Regions from separate parts of the Homo sapiens genome. Here region 2 is linked to region 1. Evidence: chromatin contacts called from ENCODE Hi-C or POLR2A ChIA-PET data. All regions are on one chromosome and are shown on one strand. The core of a region is the stretch at or near the end of the contact, and the rest is flanking DNA. Distances in the headings are between cores, read along the strand shown. Region 1 overlaps PDIK1L (PDLIM1 interacting kinase 1 like). Region 2 overlaps CATSPER4 (cation channel sperm associated 4).

Region 1 (6,953 bases), core at 3,977-6,476:
TGATCATTTTTCTCTCGATTTCACAGGTTATGTTGATAGTGTCTGTGCAATCAGTAAGAAGTATATTTCAGGCGATTTCATTGAATAGCGTTTCCTAATTGAGGTTTATACCCCAGCTGGCAATTTCCTAGGTCTATCTGCTGAAACTTTGGTCTTTTCATGAAGCTATGAGCTAGCTGGGTAGAGTTCAGCTCCACTGACACATGGAGAAAATGTGTGGCCACTTGGACGCTTTTCAAAATAAAGCTATTTTAAAATTTTTACCCCTTGGTTTAGAGCTTTGGTGTATATTTATCAGGGACAAAATGACAAGTTGAAGCATTTTTTAAAGTTTAAAATGCATATTTGAAAGCACTGATTAAATAAAATATTTATAGAGTTTCCACTTAAAGGTGGAGACTGACTTAACCTTTCAATTATTATTTTCCTATAACTGAATTGTATAACCTATGCAAATGATTGTAATCTTTTTTCTTCCTTCTTGTAGCTTGTAGAAACTTCATTAAAAGGAGAAATTGCCTTTGATCCCAGAAGCGCCTATTATTTGTGGTTTGTGATGGATTTTTGTGACGGAGGAGATATGAATGAGTATCTGTTGTCCAGGAAACCCAATCGTAAAACTAACACCAGCTTCATGCTTCAGCTGAGCAGTGCCCTGGCTTTCTTGCATAAAAACCAGATCATCCACCGAGATCTTAAGCCTGATAACATCCTGATTTCTCAAACCAGGTTGGATACCAGTGACTTGGAACCTACCCTCAAAGTGGCTGATTTTGGTCTAAGTAAAGTTTGTTCAGCCTCTGGGCAGAACCCAGAAGAACCTGTCAGTGTAAACAAGTGTTTCCTTTCCACAGCATGTGGAACAGATTTTTACATGGCTCCTGAAGTTTGGGAAGGACATTACACAGCAAAAGCTGACATCTTTGCTCTGGGGATTATCATCTGGGCAATGCTGGAAAGGATCACATTCATAGACACAGAGACAAAGAAGGAACTCTTGGGGAGTTATGTAAAACAAGGAACTGAGATTGTGCCTGTTGGGGAGGCACTTCTGGAAAATCCCAAAATGGAACTTCTCATTCCTGTGAAGAAAAAATCTATGAATGGGCGAATGAAACAACTGATTAAGGAAATGCTGGCTGCAAACCCTCAGGATCGTCCAGATGCTTTTGAACTAGAACTCAGATTAGTACAAATTGCATTTAAAGATAGCAGCTGGGAAACGTGACACATATTATTTGCAAATACCATGGATGATATGCTGCTTCTGTTTAACAGTGATGCAACATTATGTGGCTGAAAAAGAATATAAAAAGCTAGACTCTACCCTCTAAGGGTTTAGATTTTTTGTGGGATTTTTTTTTTCCTCATTTTTCTTAAATCCAAGTTGGCCGTTTTATTAGTATGTTTCAAATGTGTATTACCAATGTGGGTGTAAATTTTTAAAAAATGATTATTGATAGAAGTTTGGCAGGAAAATTCTTTAAGAGCTAACAAGAGAAGAGAGTCCAGTTTTCTGGAAATATGTCTTTAAGTATTTTAGACATTCCTCGTCAGTATTAGGAATTTCCATGGGAAAAGAGGTTTGCATGCTGGTAATGCAACCTTTGAAACTTTGTAAAGGAAACATATATGTATATATTTATGTATATGTAAGTATGTGAATGTGCGCATTTTGCATTCCATATGAAAAAAATGCCACGTCTGTTTAAATTATTTGATGTAGGTTTGGGTTTTTGAGATTTGCTGGTGAAGTCAGTGACGAAAAATAAACCTTCCCTTATCTTCCTACTCTGCCCCTCCCCCTAATGAAATCATATTAAGTTGTTTTTTTTTTTTTTTGTAATATACAGCTTTTTTTTTAAGGCATCATTTTCGAGGGTCTAAAATTATCTGGTAAAACAAATGAAATTAAGTGATCCAAAGCTGCTGAAGTATGTTTGAACTCTCCAGTGCCCTATAGCTGCAAGAGTTGAATTAGTCATGCAGTCATATGGCAGCAGGTTGGTGATTCAGTCCGACCTTCTTTAGGTAACCGAGCATTTATTTAACCAACTATACCACTGCATTGGGACGTCTGCACTTGAGCTTCTACAATCTGATATAAATCTGAATACAGGATTATTCTGTTTGAAAACTTTGCTATGTGTGAACTGTAATACTTGATACATTTTTGGTTTGAAGACTTTGTCTAAGCCTCATTATACTGAAGTTGAAGAAACCAAATGAGCTCCACCCTCACTTTGCCTGCCCTGATATGATCACTTGTTGAGTCACTGGAGTTCCTTTCATTTTGGCACTGATGCTGTTTTCTCTTGTCTGATTTGAAACAGTACTGGTAATAATATGGTTGTTGAAAATGTGATCACCTTTATCTAAAGTGGGAGAAGATACATACACAGTATGGCAAATGGATAAAATATTGTGGCATCAACTACTTTTAAAGTAGAAAAGCTATCCATTTTATACAATCACTGATACAGTCTATGTCAAAAAACCAACAGACCATTATTCCTCTTGAAGTTAGTTTGATTTTATCTTTGTATGGTTGTCTACAATTTGTTTTCCTGTAAATGCAGATAGTTAAAATCTAAAGGATAGAATGCTTTCCTAAAACAGAACATTAGCCTTTAAGGTTAAATAGACTTTACATTGTATCTAAGTTAATCTTTATAAAGCACTAGAATTTTTGGTCAAAAGTCAAAATAGTATTAGAATATTGAAATTATTGATAGCTTTCATAATCTCAGCTTTTTTGAACTTCCACAATTTTTGGAATATGTCATAATTTTTTTCCCTGTTTCAAATGTGTTCAGAGGAAATAGAATGTAAAACATCACAAAAAAAATTGCAGTACATAAAATTTCTGGACTATGTTAGTTACTTGATCTGGAAGTTTAAAATTTGGACTAAAAGGTTTTATTGAAATAAAGCCTCTTAAAATGAAAAATCATATACTTTTAACATCACTTTTAAGCTAATAAATATAAGAATTCTTTTGGAAATTAGAGGTGGAAACACACTGGAACCTCATGATAATTGACCCTCTGGATCACCAGATTAGTTTAATTTAACAGATATGTCCAAGGAAGTTGAGCTATAGGGAGTAAGAAAAAGCATCATGATAACGTCTAGTCAATAACATGGCACTTCAGCAGAGATTCATAGATGATGGTATGCCCATGCATCATTTGCTCTTCAAATATCTATGTGCTTGGAGCCACAGTTTCCTAAGCGCATAGTTTTTGGTCCTGCCTCATGTAAAATAGTTAATGATTATCATTTACTTGGAAAGATTTTACCTGTGAAGTGAAATTCTTTCATTGGGGGTAAGGGTATGAGGTGATCAGGAAGTTTCTTCTGGAATTTTATCAAGTCCTTGTATTCTAAAATAGCCAAGCAAAATGATAGTAAATTCTTTGTCTTTGTTCTTTCAGTCAGAGGTATTTATTAAGTACCTACTGTGTGCTCAGCACTAAAGGTTTGTTGATAAAATGACAATTAAAAAATGGCATTTAGCCAAAGGCCTTTTCAGCCAGGAGTAAGAAAAGATGGTTAGTGATATTTGGAAATACCTGGATATTTGCTAGAGGAAAAATGAAAGCAAAACTTCGTACACAGTGCCTTGCCCATAATAGGTACTCAATAAGCAATTGTTCCTCATAGAGTCTTTTGCCATGATTTATGGTGTTTTTTGAAATTTGTCTTAATTGAAAAAAGACCAAATATTTCAAATGAGCTTATAGGCAGCTGTGGCCAGTGAAAATATGGGGTTGTACAGTTAGTTCCTAGAATGTTATTTTGCACTAGTTGTCACTTAGAAAGATGGGGTTCCTGTAGATTTTTTGGTGCTAAGGGATACTTTGTCATTATGATGAAGTAAGTGTTAAGTGTCAGATAAATAGCACACAGAATAGTTCTTTCTGCTGGTCTGTTTTTTCTCTTCGTTGTTGTTGTTTTTAATTGTAAATTGTTATCAATCAAACTATTGTAGCAGCTACAAAGTAATTCACCAGCATGACAAAATGGTCAAAAAATAAGTCATCAGCACTTAAGAAATGAAAGCAACTTTTGAAATTTTCTGTTAAAATTGTCAAATATATTTTATGAAGAATTTATAAAAGGGGAAAATGATTGTAATTTATTGTTCATGACTTTTTTTTTTAAATAAAGTGAGTTTCAACAAAAAAAAAACTGAAAATTCTACATTGCTGCTTTAGTGGCTCTGTGAGTAGTTCTGTAGTACTTTACTTCATGAGCATAAAATAGAAGGTATAAAATCTGAAACAATGTATTTTTCAGACTTACCTTTTAAATGATTCTGAAATAGAAGTGATTGCCAAGGAAAAGATGATTGAATTATAGGAGTTTCAGCATTTCAAGTTCTCTGAAATTTTAGTGCTGTCTTGCTGTATTTGCTTTGCACACAAGAAGAACTCGTATTGCCAGAGATGAAATTTTTTATTCATTTATCCTTCTGTTTCATTAAGCTGAGGATGCAGCTCAGACTCAGCATAATATATATTAAATAAATGAGAGGATGCAGTTTTTCAATCTATAACTTGAGACGATGGTTTAATTTTCTATTAAAAATTTGGGCCCACTTTTTTATGTTTATCATTTCTGCCTGAAGATACAGTCTATTTAGTGGTCCAATGGAACAGCAGAGGAGAATATGGAAGACAGAAAACAACTCTACATGTGACCTAGTGAAAGTAGGCATCAAGAATTGTGGCTTCAAAAATCAAACCAAAAAAATAGGGGAAAAAAAAAGAATTGTAGCTTCCTACTCTTCTGCTTTCCCTTGGTATAACCTTTATAGACAGGCAAATTTTGCTTTCTAGAGATTGTTTTTAATTGAAGCTTTAAATATTTGTATTTACTAGCATTTTGTAATCCTTTGCAGTTTACAAAGCACCTTCACATGGTTTTTACGTATCTTTTTCACTGAGTTTTACTTAAAATAGGGGCTGATTTCCTGATGAAATTAACAGTAATTACACCAGTTACTGAGATGATGACAAAAGGTTTTACCTTAAGACAGGGTTTTGGTGCCTAATCTCTGACTCCAGTTGGAGTTTTCTCTGACAACGAAGCTTTATCTTTCTCACTGATGTAATGACACTTGGTTGTTTTGGTCTTTTCTTTAAATTCAAATGTTGCTCTCTTTGCCAACCAATCATAGACATCCTGTAAAGTGCAGTGTAATGACAGACGGTTGGTTTGTGGTTAGATAATAACTCCCACTTGAGAAAACCTACAAGGCTGCCACACCTCTTGAAGGCCAAGTGCGTCTTTTAAAGGCAGTACTTTCACCTTTGCAATCATTTTTCATTGCACAGAAGGAAATTGAGAAAAAAAAAAAGCTTGGGCTTTGACTTTACTCTTTTATTTCCTGTTCAGCCCAGTATTTCAAGCTCAGCTTGTTCTGAGCAGAAGTTGGGCAACTTGATATTACCAAAGGCATCCTGGTCTAGCAGAAAAAGCCCAGGCTTTGGAGTAGCAGATGTTGTGTGGTAGCTCATGCCTGTAATCCCAGCACTCTGGGAGGCCGAGGTAGGTGGATCACCTGAGGTCAGGAGTTCGCGACCAGCCTGGGCAACATGGTGAAACCCCATCACTATTTTTAAAAATACAAAAATTAGCTGGGTGTGGTGGCGGGTGCCTGTAATCCCAGCTACTTGGGCGGCTGAGGCAGGAGAATCGCTTGAACCCAGGAGGCAGAGGCTTCAGTGAGCCGAGACCGCACCATTGCACTTCAGCCTGGGCAATGAGCGAAACTCCATCTTAAAAAAAGAAAAAATTCATCAAGCTGCACTTAAAATGTTTACATTTTTCTCTAGGTATGTTATACTTCAAGAAAAATTTTATTTTTAAAAAATGTGCATTGGGGCTACTGGTGACAGCTATTATCAGGCAGAAGGAAAGGACACAGACTTTGAAAATAGACTCTTTACCTTTCTGTTACTAGCTGTGTGACTTTCATGAGTTCCCTAGCCCCTCAAATTCAGTTTCCCACATGTTTAAGCAGAGACAGTACCTGACTCAGAGCGCTGTGAAGATAAAAGGAGCCAATGCATGTAGAAATGCGTGGCATGCTCAGGAAATGTCAGTGCTTCCCGTTCACCCGGGAGGACTCCTAGGAAATGACTCTGAGCTGCCTTTACTGCTAATTTGTACTGCTGATAGGGAGCACGTTGATTGGTTTGTTTAATTTAGCTTACATTTTTACCACAATTATTAGAGAAATACATTCGGTTATGGTGATGTCCTGCGTGTCTCTTTGCCCTGCAGCCCTATTTAAGAACAAGGATAGTTCAATAAAAATCCCCTCAGCCCAGTTTTCTTTCCTCCTTCTACTTGCTGATCACATGATTGATAGTAATTCAGGATGTTTACTGTCTCTTTCACATAGACTACCATGCGTGGAAATTAGGAAAGTAGTAATAAGTACCAAATACTAGAATGACATGCCATTTCTCCTGGCTTTAGGTAGAAGGCAGGGAGCGTTTACTGACGTGATTTGAGAAGCAACAGTAGAAGCACAGCTGTGAGGGCGGCGTGGAGCAGGGCAGCAATGGCTAGAACTTGGAAGTTGGAATTACAGTAGACTCAGTGTTTCTCAACTCTGGCTACTTGTTACAATTTTAACCTGAGGAGGGCAAAAGCAAGCAAAAATCCTGATGACTTCTGCTTCTGGCCATTATGGAGTAACAGGGTTCTATTCCTGCCATAAACAACTCAAATGTCAGACACTGGGAAACTAGCAGTGCACGACAGCAATCCCTGGGAGAAAAGGATCAAATGGGGTGAGCCCTGTGGTTGCCCCAACTTGGAGGGAATCTTTAGGCTGCTGTACAGGGAATAAGTACCTAAACAAGGTTCAACAGTCTCCCTGAGTTGAGGAGACAGAATTTAGGGTTCAGGGAGCACAAGCCAGCTAGGATTCATGG
Region 2 (7,282 bases), core at 1-2,500, 75 kb after region 1:
ATAATCAAGGGCCTGGAGAAAGCCAAGTTGGAGGCCTGGAGGCAGCAGCCCCCCATCTTGAGTGCCCACCCACCAACTGGGGCTTCTGAGGGGTGTGGATTTTCTAGATGTTAGATTTCTATGGCAACTCAAAACTGAGCAGCTGGGTGACCTTGGGGCATTTACCCACTCTAAGCCTCAATTTTTTTCTTTTGTAAAATGGGAATAATAATAGTACTTAACTCATAGGGTTATTTTATGAGGGTTAATGGGTAAATGAACAGTGCTTGGCGCATAGTAAGCACTCAATAAATGTTAGCTACGGTATTATTCATTCAGGGCAGTACTTCCATAAGGTTGGGGAAAGGGGTGGAGTACTTCTAAAAGAGTGGAGTGCTGGAGGCCTGGGCTTGAGGGTAGGCAGGGCTTTATAAATTTGCTGGGTAGGGTTTATCAGGGTTGAAATCTGGGGCAGGGCTAAATTTTGAAATGGGGTGAGAATTTTTAAAGAGGTGGGGGGAGGTCATGTGCATTTAAAGTTGGGTTCCCCCAGCAAGGCAGTGAGGCTAAGATTGGTGAGAGCTGAAATGAGGGCCTTAGAACCCTGGGGTCCTAAGAGACTCATCCTGAAGCCAAGCAGGAAAAGGGTGCCGGGGGCGTGCCTGCCTGAGCTGTCCCGACCCCTCTCTATCCCCCGCTTCCCAGACAGGCGCAGAGGAAGAGGAGGAGAATGACCAGCTGCCACTGGTGCATTGTGTGGTCGCCCGCTCGGAGAAATCTGGTCTCCTCCAGGAACCCCTTGCGGGAGGCCCCCTGTCGAACCTCTCAGAAAACACGTGTGACAACTTTTGCTTGGTGCTTGAGGCAATACAGGAGAACCTGAGGCAGTACAAGGAGATCCGAGATGAACTCAACATGTAGGGGAGGGTACTGGGGCTGCCCCCAAGTCATGTGAGTCAAGGCTGGGCGGAGCGTCAGAGTCTTCTGGCCTCACGCCCTCACCATTTATAAGGCAGAGCCTGGGCCCCACAGAGGTCCCCCACCCTATTGGTGGAGGAACTGGAATCCAGACTCCAGGTTCCTTCCATCTCACACAAGGGCACAGCTCGGCCTGGGTCTCTGTCAGGGCTGCGTGGGAGAGCGAAGCGGGGGTGACGCCAGGGAAGAGGTGGGAGGGCTGCTTCCCTCCCCTGAGGCCTTCTGAAAGGCACTCACTGCTCCACCCCCAGGATTGTGGAGGAGGTGCGCGCAATCCGCTTCAACCAGGAGCAGGAGTCAGAGGTGTTGAACAGGCGCTCGTCGACGAGCGGGTCGTTGGAGACTACGTCATCCAAGGACATCCGCCAGATGTCTCAACAGCAAGACTTGCTCAGTGCGCTCGTTAGCATGGAAAAGGTGTGCCTTCCTTCTCCTACCCAATGGGTACTCGCCCTGACACTCTGCTCAGCCCAGCCCAGCCGGGCCTCTGGACCATTTGTCAAAGTTTCTGTCTATTCCAAGATCTGGTCCCCCTCACCACCACCACCCCTCCTTTTTTTTCTTTTTTCTTTTTCTTTCTTTCTTTCCTTTTTTTTTTTTTTTTTGAGACGGAGTCTTACTCCATCGCCCAGGCTGGAGTGCAGTGGCGCGATCTCGGCTCGCTGCCACCTCTGCGGCCTGGGTTCAAGCGATTCTCCTGCTTCAGCCTCCCAAGTAGCTGGGATTACAGGTGCTTGTCACTGCACCTGGCTAATTTTTGTAGTTTTAGTAGAGATGGGGGTTTCACCATCTTGGCCAGGCTGGTCTTGAACTCCTGACCTCGTGATCCACCCTCCTTGGCCTCCCAAAGTGCTGGGATTACAGGCGTGAGCCACTGCACCTGGCTGTCTGCCTCTTAAACTTCCATCTGCCTCAGCTGTCACTGCCTATCTGGTTAGGTTCTGCACTTTCCTTCTCGGAAAGGCTCCACCCTTCCTGCCAGTTTCATCTCTAGTGCCTTCAAACCTACCCTTTCTTAGTGTGTGTGGCATGAGCCAGCTCAGTGCCTGCCTAGTGGCAGACACTTAGGCTGTAAGTATAGTGTGGGCACAGGACCCAGGATCCTATCTAAGGTGCACAAAACCAGCTGTCTCCTGAACTCCTGGAGAGAAAAAGGCACACACCCACGTTACTTAGTTTCTTTTTCTGCCCCTCCACACCATCAGCCTGGGATATACCCTGGGCTCCCAAACTCAGAGGGGGTACTAGGTAGGCTCAAGTTAGACCTATGAAGCACTTCTCTGGGAGGCCTGGCTGGGGAAGCTGGTGAGACTGGAGGAGGTGAGTAACGGAGGCTGCCATATCGGGGGGAGTGGGGGATTAACAAGAAGACCTCTTGGTTTGCAGGTTCATGACTCTAGCTCACAAATACTCCTTAAAAAACACAAGAGCAGCCACTGAGAGGCCAGGATGGGAGCCAAGGGGCCTGCACACACACACCCAGCCGCTGCGTCTTCCTGTGTCCTTAGTGTGGCTTGGCAGAGCCTGGCCAGAGCCCATCCTCTCCCTTATACCTGGGCAGAGGCCAGGGGCTGTGAAGGTGGCAGCACCTGCAGGTCTGGTGCCTGTGAGCCCCAGGTCCGGTGGAGCAAGGAGAGAGGAGGATGCTGGATGATGAGAGTGGGAACCCTAGCAGCAAGGATGAGCACAGAAGGGGGTGCTGGCCAACGCAGCCAGGATTTGACCTAAGGATGGGGATCCCTGGCCCCCTGCTCTTGCCCAGAGCTGGTGGGGGGCCTCAGTGGGCCCCAGAACCAAGAAGAGAAAGGCAAGGCCAGTGGGGCCAGACATCTGTGTGTTGACAATAAAGTTTTGTGTTGGAATCAATGTCTCTGACTGGTGGATCTCCAACTCCTTGGGGCACTTGCCTGGGTCTAATAGGAAAGACAGATCTTGCCCCTCAAAATCCCGTTTGTCTGGTGGGAGAGTCACAGGCTGCCCTGAAGAGCATCCAGTCTAATGGGAGGGAGAATTGCACCCCTAAAAATTTCTGACTTAATGGTAGAGATATAACCCTTGCCCTCAGGGTCCTAAGCTTTGTGGAGGAAAGTCTGGTCCTCATGGGAGGGAGCCCCTGTCTGATGAAGGAGATGGCCCTACCTGCTCTCTCCCTGTCTGAAGATGGAGACTGGTCCTCACTCTGGGGAGCCCTTGTCTGATGGGATCACCAATGACCAAGTCACACAAGTACAGGCACCTCCATCCTAGGGCAATGGAGACTGACTACTTAAAATGTGGGTCCTGGCAGCTTCCTAGAGGAGAGGAAGATTTTGCGGGTCAGATGAATGAAGTCTGGTGGGGAACTTAGGACCTGTGAAGCCTATTTGGGATCTTCATACTCAAGGCCACTGAGAGCCTCAGCAGGTTCCTGAGCTATGCAATCTGGGGAGAGTCAGAAAATTGTGGCAGTTATGGGCAATAGAAAGAGCTGCCTTGGAGGACAGGAAACCTCGGTTCTGGTCCTTCAGTGAGTCACTTGGCCTTGTTTTCCCCATCTGTGCGATGGAGAGAGGGTGAGATTGATCTCCATCTCTAAAATCAAATAATCCCCTCTTATCCCAGGAAGTGGAAGACCCATGGGATCAGCTATGTCCCTGGGATGCAGGTGTCAGGGGATAGCCTGGAAGGCCTGGACATCTGCCCTGTTGTTCAGCGAAGCCTGACACTTAGGGGCCGTGGCGATATTCACCAGTTGGAATGGGAGTCCCCAGAGGTCCACTGATTGCAGCTGATGGGAAACCCCACCCCCCATCGTCCTCCCATCAGCATTGGTTCCAACTCTGAAAAGCCCCCTGGGGTCTGTTGGGAAGGAGTCTGGCCCCTGGGGATGGATGGTGCACTCAGTAGGCAGATGAGAGGCAGCAACAGAGCCAGCAGTGCCTTACTGTCTCGGAGCCGTTAATCTATTCCCCTGTTTGAGCCAGGACTTCTTCCCAGCACCCTCCAGGACCATCAGCAGCACAGAGAAGGGCACCCAGCGGATTTTGCTGCTGCTGTTGCTACTTACTGGAGATGGCGCCCTCAACCTGCCTGGTGAGTATCTACATACTCTTTCCACCCATCTTTCTCTGGGGGCCCTCTCAGCCCCTCTTCTTGTTGGCCAGAGAGGGAAGAAGGTGGCAGATCAGATGGTGTCTTCAGGAGGAGCTAACAGTTTGAGTATGGCTATCCTTCACCCCTAACTGTCTGAAAGGCTTGGAGCATCAGTGAGCTTACAGTCAGGAGCACAGCAGGGTGACCTCCATGGAGCTCCTGGCCTTGACCATCTATCTCCTCCAGGATGCTATTTTGTCTATCTACTCCCTTCATCTTGTTTGTCATCTCATCTGTCTCTGCCTTTGTCTTTCCCATCCGGGCCAACCTAACAGCCTGGAGTTTCAGCAGGCTAGTTCCTTCCCAAACTGGCCTGGAACTGAGGGCCCAGGAAGTCATACTCTCCCCTTCCCCTTCCCCTTCCCTACTCCAGCAAAGAGCAACTACCACTCCCCATGCCTTACTGAGCCTGAGTTAGGAGTGGGGCCCCGGATTCTGAGCTCCTAGGACAGTGCGGGGGAAGATATTGGGAGGTGGCTGGAAATTGTGTGTCTCATCACCCCTATGGTCTCACCTGATGGGTTTCCCATCAGCTACAATCAGTGGACCTCTGGGGACTCCCTATGAGTCCATAACTTTTACCAGGGACAGGAGCATCCTTGGCAAACTGTCCAGGAAGCAGACACCAATTCTGATGACAGGAGCAGCAGGGGATAATCATTCCCAATAGCAGTTCTACTCATTGAGTACCTACTAGGTGCTAAGCATGGTGCTGAGTGCTTCACACGCAGTATTTCATCCTCATGACCATCAGTGAAGTGGGTATGAAGAGGATATGTCCCCACGGGGGACTTATCCTCCATCACAGAACTGAGATCCTAACCCAGGTCTGACTTCAGAGCCCAGGTCACACTTCTCAAGGGAGCTTCTGTGGGCAGGAAACCTCAATATCATAAAGATGTCAATCCTCACTGAACCTATAATTGCAGGGCACCTCCAATCACAATTCCAACAGGTTGCTTGTAGAAATTGTTAAGCTGATCCTAACATATGTAAGGAAGAACAAAAGGCCAAGAATAGTCAAGATAATTTTTTTTTTTTTTTGAGACGGAGTTTTGCTCTTGTTGCCCAGGCTGGAGTGCAATGGCACGATCTTGGCTCACTGCAACCTCCACCTCCCAGATTCAAGCAATTCTTCTGCCTCAGCCTTCCGAGTAGGTGGGAGTACAGGCATGCGCCACCAAGCCCAGCTAATTTTTTGTATTTAGTAGAGATGGGGTTTCACCATGTTGGTCAGGCTGGTCTCGAACTCCTGACCTCAAGTGATCTGCCCACCTCGGCTTCCCAAAGTGCTGGGATTACAGGTGAGAGCCACTGCGCCCGGCCTGTCAAGATAATTTTGAAGCACAAGATGGGTGACTCACCCGACCAAATATTGAGGCTTACTATAAAGTAACAGTAAGATAATGTGGTGTTGGTTGGGGGAAAGATGGACTTTTCCATAAGGGGGCAGGGATAACTGATTAACTATATGGAAAAAACATAAAGTCAGATTCAGTGGAAACATCCCTCCCTGCAAATAAAAACTTGAGACCCCTATAGCAAGACATATAGGTTCAGTGCAAACTAGATCTTTGTTGCAAATGGACCCCACAGATGACTAGAGTTTACAATGCTCCTCCACACTGAGCCAAGTCCCTCACTAGGCTAAGAGGAACATGGAGGCCCAGAGAGAGGTGAGACCTTCCCCAGCGTCACCCAGCAAGCCAGTAATAGAGCCAGGTGTAGAGCGTAGGTCCCCCTACCCTTTCCAAGCATCCTTGCCAATTCCCCTGGCCTGTTGCAATCCCTTAGCTCTGCACAGGGCCAGAAGAAAGTGGGTGTGGGACTGGGCAAGGTGGCTCATGCCTACAATCCCAGCACTTTTAGAGGCCAAGGCAGGAGGATTGCTTGAGGCCAAGAGTTTGAGACCATCCTGGGTAATATAGTGAGACCTCATCTCTACAAAAAATAAAAAGAAGGCTGGGTGCAGTGGTTCACGCCTGTAATCCCAGCACTTTGGGAGGCTGAGGGGGGCAGGTCATGAGGTCAAGAGATCAAGACCATCCTGGCCAACATGGAGAAACCCTGTCTCTACTAAAAAAATAAAAAATAAATTAGCTGGGCGTGGTGGCACGCGCCTGTAGTCCCAGCTACTCAGGAGGCTGAGGCAAGAGAATCACTTGAACCCGGGAGGTGGAGGTTTTAGTGAACTGAGATTGTGCCACTTTACTCCAGCCTGGCAACAGAGTGAGAATCTGTCTTTAAAAAGAAAGAAAGAAAGAAAGAAAGAAAGAAAAGAAAAAAATCAGCTGGGCGTGGTGGCATGCGCCTATAGTCCCAGCTACTCGGGAGGCTAAGGCAGGAGAATCACTTGAACCCAGGAGGTGGAGGTTGCAGTGAGCTGAGATTGTGCCACTGCACTCCAGCCTGGTGACAGAGTGAGGAAAAAAAAAATCAACTGGGTGTGGTGCAATGTGTGTGCAATGTGGTGCGCCTGTAGTCCCAGCTACTCGGGAGGCTGAGGCAGGAGAATTGTTTGAACCCAGAAGGCAGAGGTTGCAGTGAGCTGAGATCACGCCACTGCACTCCAGCCTGGTGACAGAGTGAGACTCCATCTCAAATAAATAAATAAATAATAAAAAGAAAAATGTTAGTCGAGTGTGGTGGTGCGCACTTGTAGTCCCAGCTACTCAGGAGGCTGAGGCAAGAGGATCACTTGAGCCCAGGAGTTTGAGGCTGCAGTGAGCCATGATTGCACCACGGCACTACAGCCTGGGCAACTGAGACTCTGTCTCTAAAAAAAAAGTGAGGGTGTGGATGGTGCCAGAAAAGAAGGGTTGGTGCATCTTCAGAATTAGGCGATGGGAAGGACAAAGAATGAGCCTGCCACCTGGGCTGGGTCACTTCCAGTTTTTTTTCTTTTCTTTTCTTTTCCTTTTTTTTTTTTTTTTTGAGTTTTGCTCTTGTTGCCCAGGCTGGAGTGCAATGGCATGATCTTGGCTCATTGCAACCTGTGCCTCCCGGGTTCAAGCGATTCTCCTATCTCAGCCTTCCAAGTAGCTGGGATTACAGGTGTGTGCCACCACGCCTGGCTAATTTTGTGTGTTTTGTAAAGACGAGGTTTCACCATGTTGGTCAGGCTGGTCTCGAACTCCTGACCTCAGGTGATCCTCCCATCTCAGCCTCCCAAAATCCTGGGATTACAGGCGTG

The links. A loop is a pair of places that touch in the nucleus more often than their neighbours do. ChIA-PET counts read pairs that join two places held with the same protein, here RNA polymerase II (POLR2A). Pooled maps may share reads with other maps.
Region 2: POLR2A ChIA-PET joins it to region 1 with 16 read pairs in activated CD4-positive, alpha-beta memory T cell. The contact joins two enhancer-like sites. A Hi-C loop is called at or near these places in 3 of 50 pooled maps. POLR2A ChIA-PET finds 5 or more read pairs at or near these places in 5 of 52 experiments (HEK293T, Panc1, WTC11 and 2 more).

What each region holds. Positions count from the first base shown.
Region 1 is chr1:26,121,350-26,128,302 of GRCh38, forward strand. It overlaps PDIK1L (PDLIM1 interacting kinase 1 like), which reads left to right. Exons shown (of 3, transcript NM_152835.5): 3 at 488-4,206. The coding sequence ends at 1,228. Among named protein-coding and RNA genes, the nearest start is that of PDIK1L, 13 kb to the left of the region's middle. RefSeq lists a silencer at 2,089-2,383. Within about 2 kb of position 5,227, at least 12 of the 41 ENCODE cell types and tissues checked have a DNase peak (open chromatin) inside an H3K27ac peak, as active enhancers do.
Region 2 is chr1:26,200,146-26,207,427 of GRCh38, forward strand. It overlaps CATSPER4 (cation channel sperm associated 4), which reads left to right. Exons shown (of 10, transcript NM_198137.2): 8 at 685-896; 9 at 1,209-1,374; 10 at 2,344-2,819. The coding sequence ends at 2,397. Among named protein-coding and RNA genes, the nearest start is that of CATSPER4, 13 kb to the left of the region's middle. RefSeq lists an enhancer at 1,310-2,282. Within about 2 kb of position 1,251, at least 4 of the 41 ENCODE cell types and tissues checked have a DNase peak (open chromatin) inside an H3K27ac peak, as active enhancers do.